Regions from separate parts of the Mus musculus genome. Here region 1 is linked to region 2. The links are chromatin contacts, found by POLR2A ChIA-PET in ENCODE. All regions are on one chromosome and are shown on one strand. Each heading gives the region's core, a stretch centred on a gene start or an enhancer-like site at or near the end of the contact. The rest is flanking DNA. Distances are from core to core; before and after follow the strand shown.

Region 1 (5,888 bases), core at 732-3,231, 230 kb after region 2:
CATTAAAAAAAAAAAAAAAAAAAGTCCATCTCCCAGGGATATCAAGTATAGCAAGATAACAAGATTCGTAAGTCTAGGCACAAACCCCCATATCAAGGTTGTGCAAGGCAGCCCAGTAGCGGGAAAAGGGTCAGAAGAGAGTCAGATTCCCTCACTCCCACTGCTAGGAGTCTCATAAAAACACCAACCTAACAAATGTAACATACATGCATAGGACCTAGCACAGACCCTTGTAGGCTCCATGATTGCTGCGTCAGTCTCTGTGAGTCCCTATGACGCCTGCTTAGTTGACTCAGTGAGCCGTGTTCTCCTGGTGTCTTCCACCCCTGTGGCTCCTACAGTTCTTTCTCTAAGCTCTGAAGGGAGAGACCTGTGAAAATCTCCAGTTTGGGCTCTCTTTCTCTGTCTAATGTTTGGCTATGGGTTTTTATATCTGCTCCCAGCTGCAGAAGGAATCCCCTCTTGATGAGGACTGGGCTAGGCACTGACCTAGAGTTTTGGCAGCTGGCCCAAGTTTGGATTTTTGGTTTGCTTTTATTTTTTAGACCTCGGTTCCACATTATAAAAAAAGATGCAATATTTGTCTCTATAAGCTTGGCTTATTATGATGATCTCCAGCTCCATTTCTAGCAAATGATATTATATTCCCCTAACATCTGAATATCAATTGTGTTTCCATATCATATTTTCCCCCTGGATAGCCCTGGTCCTCTAGCTTCATGTAGGATTTCCTATGATGTGTCAGTTGTGGGTGGAGATGGACCCCTTCTGGAGGGTGTAAGAAGCAAATGATAGGTTTTAGCGAAAGAATGCCACATACATTATTTTATGAAGATCAGTTTTATGACCGAAATTAGTTTTTATACTTGTCTTGAATAGGTTTAAAGTACGACTTTAACTATTCTTTCTTTTTTTCACCTAGCCTTTCCCCCCATTTTATTGAAAATGGATTTTTTTTTTCGCCTCACATAACATATCCTGATTATGTTTTCCCTTCTCTCCTTCCAGTTCCTCCCCATCTGGGTCCTGCCCCGTTTTGTCTCTCGTTAGAAAACAAACAGGCTTCCAAGGGAAGAAAAGAAAAAAGAAAAAAAAAAAAAGAAAGAAAACTAGCACATCAGTGTTGAACAGAACCAACAGAAGGACAGAATGCATGAGAAGGAACAAGAATCAGAGATACACTTGTTCGCACACTCAGGCGAACACTATAAAATCCCATAAAAAACACTAGTAAACTGGAAGGCAGGCAGGCCCTGGGCATGCTGCCTTAGTCTCAAGAGTTTATAAGAGCATAGAGGGCCTTGATTCTTCGGTGTCCTCCATCCCCCTAGGTTCTTACACTCTTTCTTCCTCCTTTTCTATGGGGCCCCCTGAGTCATTTGGGGAGGGATTTGATGGAGAAGTCCCTTAGGACTGAGTATTCGCAGATGTCTTGGTCTCTGCATAATGTCTGGCTGTTTTCACGTATTAATGTGGCGACGACTATCTTATTGCTGATCCTATCTCTACTACCATCCACAAAACTGTAAAAGCAAATGGACTGTGGGCCTTCATAAGAGTTTCACAGTACCCCTATTTCTGTAAGGCTGAAATTCAAACACCTTTGGTCTAGCCCCACTCTTTAACTGAGGAGTGTAGACCTACGAGCCCCGGGCTTCCTATCTGCTTCTTATTTGCGGGTTGTAGGCTTTAGTGCAAACCAGAACAAAATCTTGGTGTTTCCATAATGTCCATAATGTAAAATAGCAAAAAAAAAAAAAAAAAAGTCAGAGGGGTAGGGAAGGGGGAAGGGAGGAGGAAGAAGGAAAAAGGAAAAAGGTGTTCTGGATATCTGGTTGGTTACTTTTTTGTTATGAAATAAAAATACTCGGGAGATTTGCTTGCCCACACCCAATATGGCGGCAGGAGAACTCGTTCCCGCCAGGTCCGCTTTCACCCAATGTGGTGGAAAGGAGCGCAGTCTCCCGGGCTTTGCCCACACTCAATATGGCGGCCAAGGGACTCGTGTGCTGTCTGTCTACTGCTCAGTTTCCGCCCATTCAACTCCCGGCGTTGAAACGTCAAGAACGTCATTCGAATTCCGTCCGTCGCGTTGCTCTGCACGTCACGGGTGGCGGGAGCGGGAAGGAGTTCGTAATTCGGTTAGTCTGCTCTGGTGAGGAAAGTGCTGTCTATCGCGCAGCTTCCATCCCTCCGTCCGAGCAGCCTCTCGGAGTCCAACCCTTCACATCTGACAGTCGTCTCTGTCCCTTCTTCGCCTCGGAGCTGCTAACTGGTCTCGAACCTCTCAGCACTTCAGCTTCTAGCGGCGATGCATGTGATCAAGCGAGGTGAGGGGTCCGTGGGGATGGGGAGGAGGAGAGGGGACCCGGCTGCGGAGAGCCCAGCGGTCACTATCGCCGGCCCGCCCGACCCGCCCGACCCGCGGCGCCTCGCCGCTTCCCGCGCTTCCCGCCGCGCTTCCCGCCCTGTCTGTCAGCTGGGCCTGTGTCTGCTCAGTCTGTCCCCATTCTCTTGACCTTTGTGTGTTCCCTTTGACTTTGACTTTGTGCTCCCTTCCAGACTCCCTCCAACCCTGTCTGAGATTGTTCCCGAGCACTGTTATTCCTTGCCGCCATCCTCAGAGGTAGCTGCTTTTGGCTCCATTTTTTTAGAAGAGGTTGCAAAGACACGAAAAAGCACCCCAACACCCCCATTCCACCCCAGCTAGTAGTTGGTGAGGTTAGAATTGAAACCCATAGCTCATAATAGCCCTGTGCCTGTCTTTCCTCATTTCTTAAACAAAATAACAGACAAAAGAACCGCGGAGTCGATGATCTGGTGTAGGAGGAAATAAGGAAAAAAAGAAAAGGCAGGACACCACATTTTTTGAACATCTGTCATTTTTCTGGTCTCTTCTGAGGTGGGAGTGTAGTATCATCTCTCCTGCCTCTGCATTTTTGTGGGGAGGTTTTTTTTTTTTTTTTTTTTTTTACATTGTTTGTTCTTGGGACAGGGTTTCTCTGACTGGCCTGGAACTTACTCTGTGTAGATCAGTCTAGCCTCAAACTCACAGAGGGCTGCCTCCTCTATCATAGGTCGATAGACAAAGACTTTTAACCCAAATAGACAAAGACTTAATCCGAGTAGACATGATTAACCACTGAGCAGTCTCTGCAGACCCCAAAGACAATCTCTTAATTGTTTTAAACAGTTTTAAAAGCTGAATATACTTGATTCTTTGGTATTGCCCGCTTAATAACTGCTAATGCTAACTGTGATTTGATTATTTAGATGGCCGCCAAGAGCGAGTTATGTTTGACAAAATTACATCACGAATCCAGAAACTCTGTTATGGACTCAACATGGACTTTGTTGATCCTGTAAGTAAATACAGTGTGTATCAGGGGTTCTTTGCATGCTATGTGATTTTATGTCACTTACCTCTAGCCCTTCACTTAACTATACTTCAGTGTTAAATGTGAATTTATTGCCTGACACTTTCCTTAATTTTGATGTGTCCTTCAAGTTCTCATTTCCTGGAGAACTCAGAACATGAACTAAGAGGGGACAGTTGATGTGACTACTGGTCAGGCATCTTGTTTATCCGTATTTAGCCACACAGTGTAGAAATTAGTTCTATTTACCGTCATCTGGAATTAGGAGTGCTGTGTATCTTACTCATTTAACTTTTAAGAGTCTCTAACAGTTTTATACATACATATGTAAAATACACTTTTGTCATACTTTCTTCAGTGACCTCTTATCTCCTTCCTACAGCCATCTTCTCCATAAGTCTCTTAGTGCTTTGTGTGAGTGTGTGCATGTGTGTTTATGTGTGTGTTTGTGAGTGTGTGTCTGGGTCCCTATCTGTCCCACTTCATTTACTTAGAGTTGTTGTGTGAACATTGGTCTGGAATTAATTTACTTGATTGAGCAAGGGCAGCTTACCAGTGATTGTGCCACTGAGGGTTAAGACTCCTCCAGCAACCATTATTGGTCTGCAGAGATCTCCTCAGGGAAGGGTAGGGCCCCATGAACCCTGAATGCTGATGGGCCCAGTCTTGTCGTGCAGACAGCCACTGCAACTATTTTCATGAGGGTTTTTTTTTTCCCCCCCTTTGGACTTAGTTTATGTCTCTGTGAGTGTCTACCACATGTGTGCAGGTACCTGAAAGGGCCAGAAGAGGGTATTCTACCCATCTTGTGGAGCTAGTTCAAAGCAGCTGGGAATCTCCCGTGATGCATGTTGGAAACCAAGTCAGGTCCTTTGGAAGAGCAGTACACACTTTTAACTGCTGAGCTATCTCTCTAACCCTCATGAATACCTCTTATTCTTGGGCTAGCCTCAGTGTGTCATTTTTCTAACTAGGTACTTAATACATGCTTAGTTTACCAGAGTGAAAAAATAATTTTATACCTTAAAATATATTTATTATAATTCTACACATTTTGGATTTTGAGATAGTAATTAAAATAGTTGAATGTTGATATTGGGATGGATCTTAAGACCTCATCCTATTTCGTCTTTATTCTGTAGATAAGATAGGTCTAAAGAGAGAGAGGACACTGCTTAAATTAACGTTAGTGCAATGGGAAACAAATGGAGTACCTTGGTTTTTAGACATTCTATTGCCTCATCTAACAGCACATGTCCACATGCAGGGATGCATTAGTGGGCTTCAGCTTTCCAGGGTGGATCCTGTTGAGGACGTCTGGGTGCTAGTAGATGTAGCACATGGATGCTATACTGTTCCAAGTACTACATAACATCAGAAACTATGTGGGCTTGACTGCTTTCATACTTATCTGCTGAGTCAAGAACATGATATCAGAAGCAAACTGGCTTAGCTATGTTATAATACCAGAGGCCCCACCCACACTCAGACTACTTTTGACGGAGATAGGCTTTGGCCAACTTTCCCTGTTAAGCTGTTTTTAAGAAAAATTTAGTAAATATGTAGATAGAACTTAGAGTTTGTTTTTCTTTAGAATGTATGGTGGGCTGAGGAGATGGCTCAGTGGGGAAAGTGCTTGCTTTGTGAGTGTGAGACTCTGAGTTTGGATCCCAACACCCATGTGGAAAAGCCCGGTGTGCAGCAGTGTGTAATGGCAGCTCTGGGCAGCTGAAGAAAGGGCCAGGTCCTAGGTGTACAGCAAGATGGCAAGTTCTAAGCTCAGGAAGACACTGTCTCAAAGGACAAGGCAGCTGCCACGAGCTCAGGGGAAGCACCTCTTTCTGTGCTGATTCCTGGACCACGTGTGTTATGTGCTTGTGGGTTGCTTTTTTTTTTTTTTTTAAAGATATTTCCTTTATAAACATTTCAAATGCTATCCCGAAAGTTCCCTATACCCTCCCTCCACCCTGCTCCCCTACCCACCCACTCCTGCTTCTTGGCCCTGGCATTCCCCTGTACTGGGGCATATAAAGTTTGCAATACCAAGGGGCCTCTTTTCCCAATGATGGCCGGCTAGGCCATCTTCTGCTACATATGCAGCTAGAGACACGAGCTCCGGGGTACTGGTTAGTTCATATTGTTGTTCCACCTATAGGGTTGCAGACTCCTTCAGCTCCTTGGGTGCTTTCTCTAGCTTCTCCATTGGGGGCCCTGTGTTCCATCTTATAGATGACTGTGAGCATCCACTTCTGTATTTGCCAGGCACTGAGTCAAGAACGAGACAGCTATAACAGGGTCCCTTCAGCAAAGTCTTTCTGGCATATGCAATAGTGTCTGGGTTTGGTGGCTGATTATGGGATGGATCCCCAGGTGGGGTAGTCTCTGGATAGTCCATCCTTTCTTCTTAGCTCCAAACTTTGTCTCTGTAACTCCTTCCATGGGTATTTTGTTCCCTATTCTAAGGAGGAATGAAGTATCCACACGTTGGTCTTCCTTCTTGATTTTCTTGTG
Region 2 (6,089 bases), core at 1,272-3,771:
AATGCTTAACATCTGGCATCTACTAAGATTTATATAATATATATACACATAATTACATATGTATACATATATATGTATATGGGGGAGGGATGGGGTTTCCATGAGTAACAGCCCTGGCTCTCCTGATGATGGATTTGTAGACAAGGATGGCCTCAAATTCATAGAGATTGCCCTGTCTCTACCTCCTGAGTGCTGGGATTAAAGGCATAGAATTTCAGAATTTTACAAAGCCTCTTACTAGAAATTAATCAGTATTACAATATTGATGTCCTAGACTATCACCACACAAATAATACTGTTTTCCCAAATGTGAATTTGGTGCCCTGCCAGTGTAATTAGATACCTAGGAGCTAATGGCTACCAACAAAAGCACAGAGTATTTCATAAGTACACAAACATCTAGTCTCTTTTCCAGAGTATTTCTCAGTTTAACTTTTCTGTATTTGCTCATTCACAAATACAACTAAGGAACATCTATGAGCCACATTACCTAAATATTAAGAAATATATGTATCTATGTTTTGGTGTGTGTGTGTTTTGAGAAAGGGTCTCATTATGCAGTTCTGACTGGCCTGAAACTTGCTATACGGACCAAGCTGACCTCAAACTCCCAGAGATCCATCTGCCTGTATTTCTGGAGTACTGGGATTAAAGGCATTCCCATCACAGCCAGCAAGATTAAAAACAAAACAAAACAAGACAAAACAAAACATAATCTAGTAAAATGTCAAATAGCTAAAATGTAAAATGTCTGCTACAAGCAGAAGATCAGGTTAAGTGCTATGGAAACTTACAAGGAAGAGTGAGTCAGGTGGTGATGCTCAAACTGAGAAAATGATACAGAAAACACCAAGTTACAACTTTTAAGACTTCAGTTCTCTTCTGTGCTTTTGCATTATTTGTTTTTAGGTCTTATGGTTTATATAAACATCAAAACTACAAGCTGATTGATATATTCAGATCAAAATGACAATTCCATCAAATCTTAAGTAGCAGATTTAATTTTATCAATGTATTTCCCAGTACCTCTAACACGTTAAGCCTCATTTTTTTCATTTTACTGAAATGAATTCAATTATTTCTTTTATCACGTGCATAAGTGTTTTGCCTGTGTATGCTCTAGTTCTCTGGCCTCAATTTCCATAACTGGTGACATTACAGGCCTGCACCACATCTATCTTGGTTTTATTCCCCACCCCACTTGGCTTTTTGAGTCAGGGTCTCTGCAGCCCTAGATGTCCTGAAACTCAGTATGAAGAGTAGGCTAGCTTTGTAGTCACAGAGTGCCTCCTGCCTTTGCCTCTCAAGTGCTGGGATAAAAGGTGTGCACTGCCAAGGTTAAAGCCAATTTCATCATTTTTAAAGTTTTGTTCTCAAAAGTCTATGTTAAGTCTGGATGTGATGGCAAACACCTTTAATCTCATTACCTCAGCGTTAGAGGCAGGTGGTCTCTTTGAGTCTGTGGCAAGCCTGGTCTACATAGCGAATTCCAGGCCAACCAAGGGTTGTCTCCGAAGTTAAAAAAAAAAAAAAAAAAAAAAAAAAGCAAAAAAAGTCCCCATCAGGGTACTACTAATCAAGTTATCTTACTATATATAAACGAACATGAAAACAGCTAAACTAGAAGTGTTTTTGAAAATTATGTCAAATGCTGGGTCCTTACCCCTACCAAATAGAGAATTGCCAATATTGGGAGACTGGAACATAGAGGAAGGGTGGAAGAGTATACAAATTCTACTAGACTTGAATCAAGACACCTGGATTCTCTTCCTCTACCTACCTCCCACTAATAAAGCCTCTGTACTTGAGGCAGAGTGGGGGCGATTGACAATTTAAACGCTTATGGCTCCAGTTACTCAGAAATTCAATCTTTCTCACCTAGGTTTACACGGAACAGAAAGAACCCTTCATTTTATTTATCAGACAATTGTCAGTGTCTTAAAAAGCTAAACACAGTTCTGACTCACTCAACCCTCTGGTTGAACCCTAGACAAAACGTGTCCTGTAGAGTGGTCAAGGAAGTGACGGGGAGACCTCACTGAAGTCCCCCCAAGGCACCACCCTGCAAGGGTCTGCCTACCGCGGGCTGCTCACCTCCACCCAGCGAATGAATGAGTAGCACCGGAGAAAGCGAGGTTCACTCAATGTGGGCTGCGACCCGAGACCCCTCCGGCCTACGCCCCACACAGTTGGATCCCCTCCCAGGGCCTCCCGAGCCAGGCCGCAGGCCCCGGGCCCCGCCCCCTCACGCAGGCCCGAAGGAGCGCGCCCGGCACGAGACTCGGCGGCGGAGAGGGCCCCGGGCGTCCAGCGCAGATGCCGGTACAGAGAGGAAGATCTACCCGCCCAGCCCCGGCAGCGCTCCCGACTTACAGCGGTGCGTCTGGAGTGAGAGCCCAGGTCCGCCCGTCACCCGCCGCTCACCGCGCGGCCTCCAGAAAAACCGTCGTCGCCGCCGCCGCTGCCACCGACCGCCGCTTCGGGCGCAGCGCGCAGAGGCCTGACTGCGTCACACGCCGTCCACCGTCAGAGATCGGCTCCGGCCGCTCCGCCCTTGGCGGCCGGGCATTGGCGGGCCGGTCCGCCACTCGAGGCCCACACCGTTATTCATTGGGTGACGATCCTTTTGAAACCGAACGTGGAGGCGGTCTCTGATTAGGAACGGAGGGGAAGAGGAGGAGCGTAAGGAATTGCCGGGAAAGGGGGGGGGGGGGGGGAAAGGAGGGACGATGGGGAGGGATGTAGAGTCCCACTCCCTCTGCCGCAACGGTTGGCTGAGAGAGGCTCATGACGTCACACAGGCCCCTCGAAGAGGGCTGGTGCGTGGCTAGAGGAGTGAGCACCAAACCGCAGTGACGCTGTGTCCAGGCCCCGCCCCCTTCCTTGGAGCGCGGAGACTCGCTACGGAAGCTCCGGCCAATCAGAAGGAAGTCCCAAGGATGACCTGGTAATTGTTCTATCCTTCTCTAGCTCCTGTCTGCGGGCAATGATGGGAAGGCTCCTTGGCCACCTAGCTTGCACTTGGAGAGCCGGAGGACCCTTCCTGGAAACCCATCAATCCACAGATTGTCTGCAGACACTCCACTCCCCACTGTTCTTTCCAGCGCAAGCCAGCCCTCGCCGTACACTTTCCCCCTCTGAATCTCTAGAATAGACCTGAGCAATGGATTTGCCTTAACAGAGCTTGAGCCCAATGAGGAGATTCTTGGCCCTTCAGCCTCAGCTGCACTTTCAGAATCTATACTTGTTCTGGGTTTCTTGCGGCCTTCTCCAGGACACATTTGGTAACCTTTACAAGTCCCGGTGAAGTTCAGGCAGTCTGCTTGTAAAGACCTTGTTACTTTGTATCTTATTTATTTTCCGTTCTATGCCTCCTCCCTCCCCTGATCTGGGCCAAAGCTTCATTTTCATCCTTTTGGTGTCTTTTCTCCTAGGATCTAGCAGAGAGCAGAAGAGTGGGCATGTTCTAGAAACCAGACCTCTCTAAATTATTGAGGTCTCACAGATAACAGGAGCTGTGTTAAAAAAAAAAAAAAAAAAAAAAAAAAGAGGTACATACTACCTCTCCACCACGTCCTGGGAAATCAATATAGAACTGAAACGAGATTTGCTAAGAATTTTAAATGATTCCCTCAAACAAAAACATCTTAAAGGAGCTGGAGAGATAGATGGGCTCAGCGATTAAGAGCACTGGCTGCTCTTCCAGAGGTCCTGAATTCAATTCCCAGCAACCCCATGGTGGCTCACAACCAACTGTAATGGGATCTGGTGCCCTCTCCTGGTATACATAAAATAAATAAATCTCTTTTTTTTTTTTAAAGACAGTAAATGGAAGAAACATAATATATTGTCGATGTTCAGTATATACTTGAAAGAATAATGTATAAATCGCCTAACAGGAAAAGCTAGTTTGAACATCCATCTGTAACCACCATCCCTAAACCACTCTGTCCAAACACCCTGCTTTTCCATCACTCCTCCTTGCCTTTACTCTAAATCAGAAAGTCATTAGGTGGGGTATAATAGCCAAGATCTGTAATTTCAATTCTTAGGTAGCTGAGGTAGAATATGAAGCTGAAAGCCAGCCTGAAATACATGAAACTGTCTTAAAAACAAAATAAACAACAGTACTCAGGGTTTTATTTTTGAATCTTTACAGTGGCTCTCTTGCCACCATCCAAACCTCTGATTTTTTGGTTCTTCAGTCTTGAAATGCAACTACATTTAAACCTGCCCTGGACATTTATTTTAGTGTTCTTAAGAGTTGGCACATAGTTGATGTACCTTACAATTTACATATTTGTTGCATAGGTGAGTGAATTATTGTTTTAGCAGCAAAATAATAGAATTGTCGAACTTCAGAATCAGAGAACCCCCAGTTTAAATCCAGGCCCAACTATGATAATATGGGGAAAATCCCCAATAATTCTGGACATCAGTTTCTTTGTCTGTAAAATAAGGATAATTTTGCTTGACTTACAGACTGTTGGGAGAATGAAATGAAAGGAATATAACATTTGATATGGTACCTGGTACACAGTTTGCCCTCAATAAGTAATAGACTGACCATTTTAAATGTTTTAAGGCATGGGTTTTGAAATGTGTCTTAAATGACTCAACAGGTGAGTATATTTAATTCAAAGTATTAGTAGATGTTCAGAAGTTGGGATTCTTAAATGGTGTGTACTTATAGGAAGACTGGAGAGGATACATTGAAAGAGAAATGCTTCAGTGAGGAGGACCATGATGACTTTGAAGTTACTTATTTTATTTAAGATTTATTTATTATTTTATGTACGTGAGTACACTGTTAGCTGTAAAGCTGGTTGTGAACCTTCATGTGGCTGTTGGGAATTGAATTTAGGACCTCTGCTTGGTCCAGTCAGCCCTGCTCCCTCTGACCCAATGATTTATTTATTATTATAAATAAGTACACTGTAGCTGTCTTCAGACACACCAGAAGAGGGTATCAGATCTCATTACAGGTGGTTATGAGCCACCATGTGGTTGCTGGGATTTGAACTCAGGACCTTTGGAAGAGCAGTCAGTACTCTTACCTGCTGAGCCATCTCACCAGCCCCATTAATCTCTTACATTGACTTACTGTAGTTATTTAATGTAAATGGAATCATATAATCTATGGCTTTTGTGTCTGGTGCTTTCACTTAGGATAGTATTTTTAAAGTTCATTGGCATAGGTAGCTTGTGTCAATATGTCATTTATTTTTATGACTTAATAATATCCCGTTATTGCTGGGCGTGGTGGCACACACCTTTAATCCCAGCACTCGGGAGGCAGAGGCAGGCAGATTTCTGAGTTCAAGGCCAGCCTGGTCTACAAAGTGAGTTCCAGGACAGCCAGGGCTATACAGAGAAACCCTGCCTCGAACCCCCCCCCTCCAAAAAAAAGAAGAATATCCCATTCTCTATGTATACCATCTTCTGTATACAAATCAGTTAATAGAAACTTGAGTTTTCATTTTTAGCCATTATGGATAATACTGCTATGAACATTTGTATTCAAGATCTTAGTAGACAGGTTTCTCTTGGTGTTTATACCTAGGAGTTGAATTATTAGAATATGAGATACATGGTAACTATACTTGACTCCTTCTACCACTATGTCACATGCTTTACTTACAAGTTTTTTGTACTCTCAAGATCTATAATTTTATGTGTTGATTTTTAATCACTTTTGTTTTTTAAAAAATATTTATTTGTGGGTATGGTGGCCTGTGCCTTTAATCCCATCACTGGAGACAAAGGCATGTAGATCTGTGAGTTGGAGACCAGCCTAGTCTACACAGCTAGAGTTACACAGAGAAACCCTGTCTCAAAAAACTACAGAAAAAATTTATGTATCTGTGTAAGCATTACAGGTGCTTGTGAATCACCCTACATAAATGTTGGAAGCTTAAGTCTGTAAGAACAATATATACTCTTAATTCCTGAGCAATTTCTCCAGTCCCGATTGTATCACTTATTATTATTACTAGTAGTAGTTGGTGTGTGTGTGGGTGTGTATGTAGGCATATATGCCATTGCATACAGAGGCCAATTTACAGGAGTCTATTCTCTCCTTCTACCTT

What was found. ChIA-PET counts read pairs that join two places held with the same protein, here RNA polymerase II (POLR2A).
Region 1: POLR2A ChIA-PET joins it to region 2 with 12 read pairs in embryonic stem cell. The contact joins the promoter of Rrm1 here to the promoter of Nup98 in region 2. POLR2A ChIA-PET finds 5 or more read pairs at or near these places in 3 of 5 experiments (Patski and embryonic stem cell).

Annotation. Positions count from the first base shown.
Region 1 is chr7:102,439,714-102,445,601 of GRCm38, forward strand. Rrm1 (ribonucleotide reductase M1) reads left to right here and starts at 1,982. Exons shown (of 19, transcript NM_009103.3): 1 at 1,982-2,330; 2 at 3,274-3,362. The coding sequence starts at 2,312.
Region 2 is chr7:102,207,645-102,213,733 of GRCm38, forward strand. It overlaps Nup98 (nucleoporin 98), which reads right to left and starts at 2,522. Exons shown (of 33, transcript NM_001287164.1): 1 at 2,374-2,522. It also overlaps a transcript of Pgap2 not described here.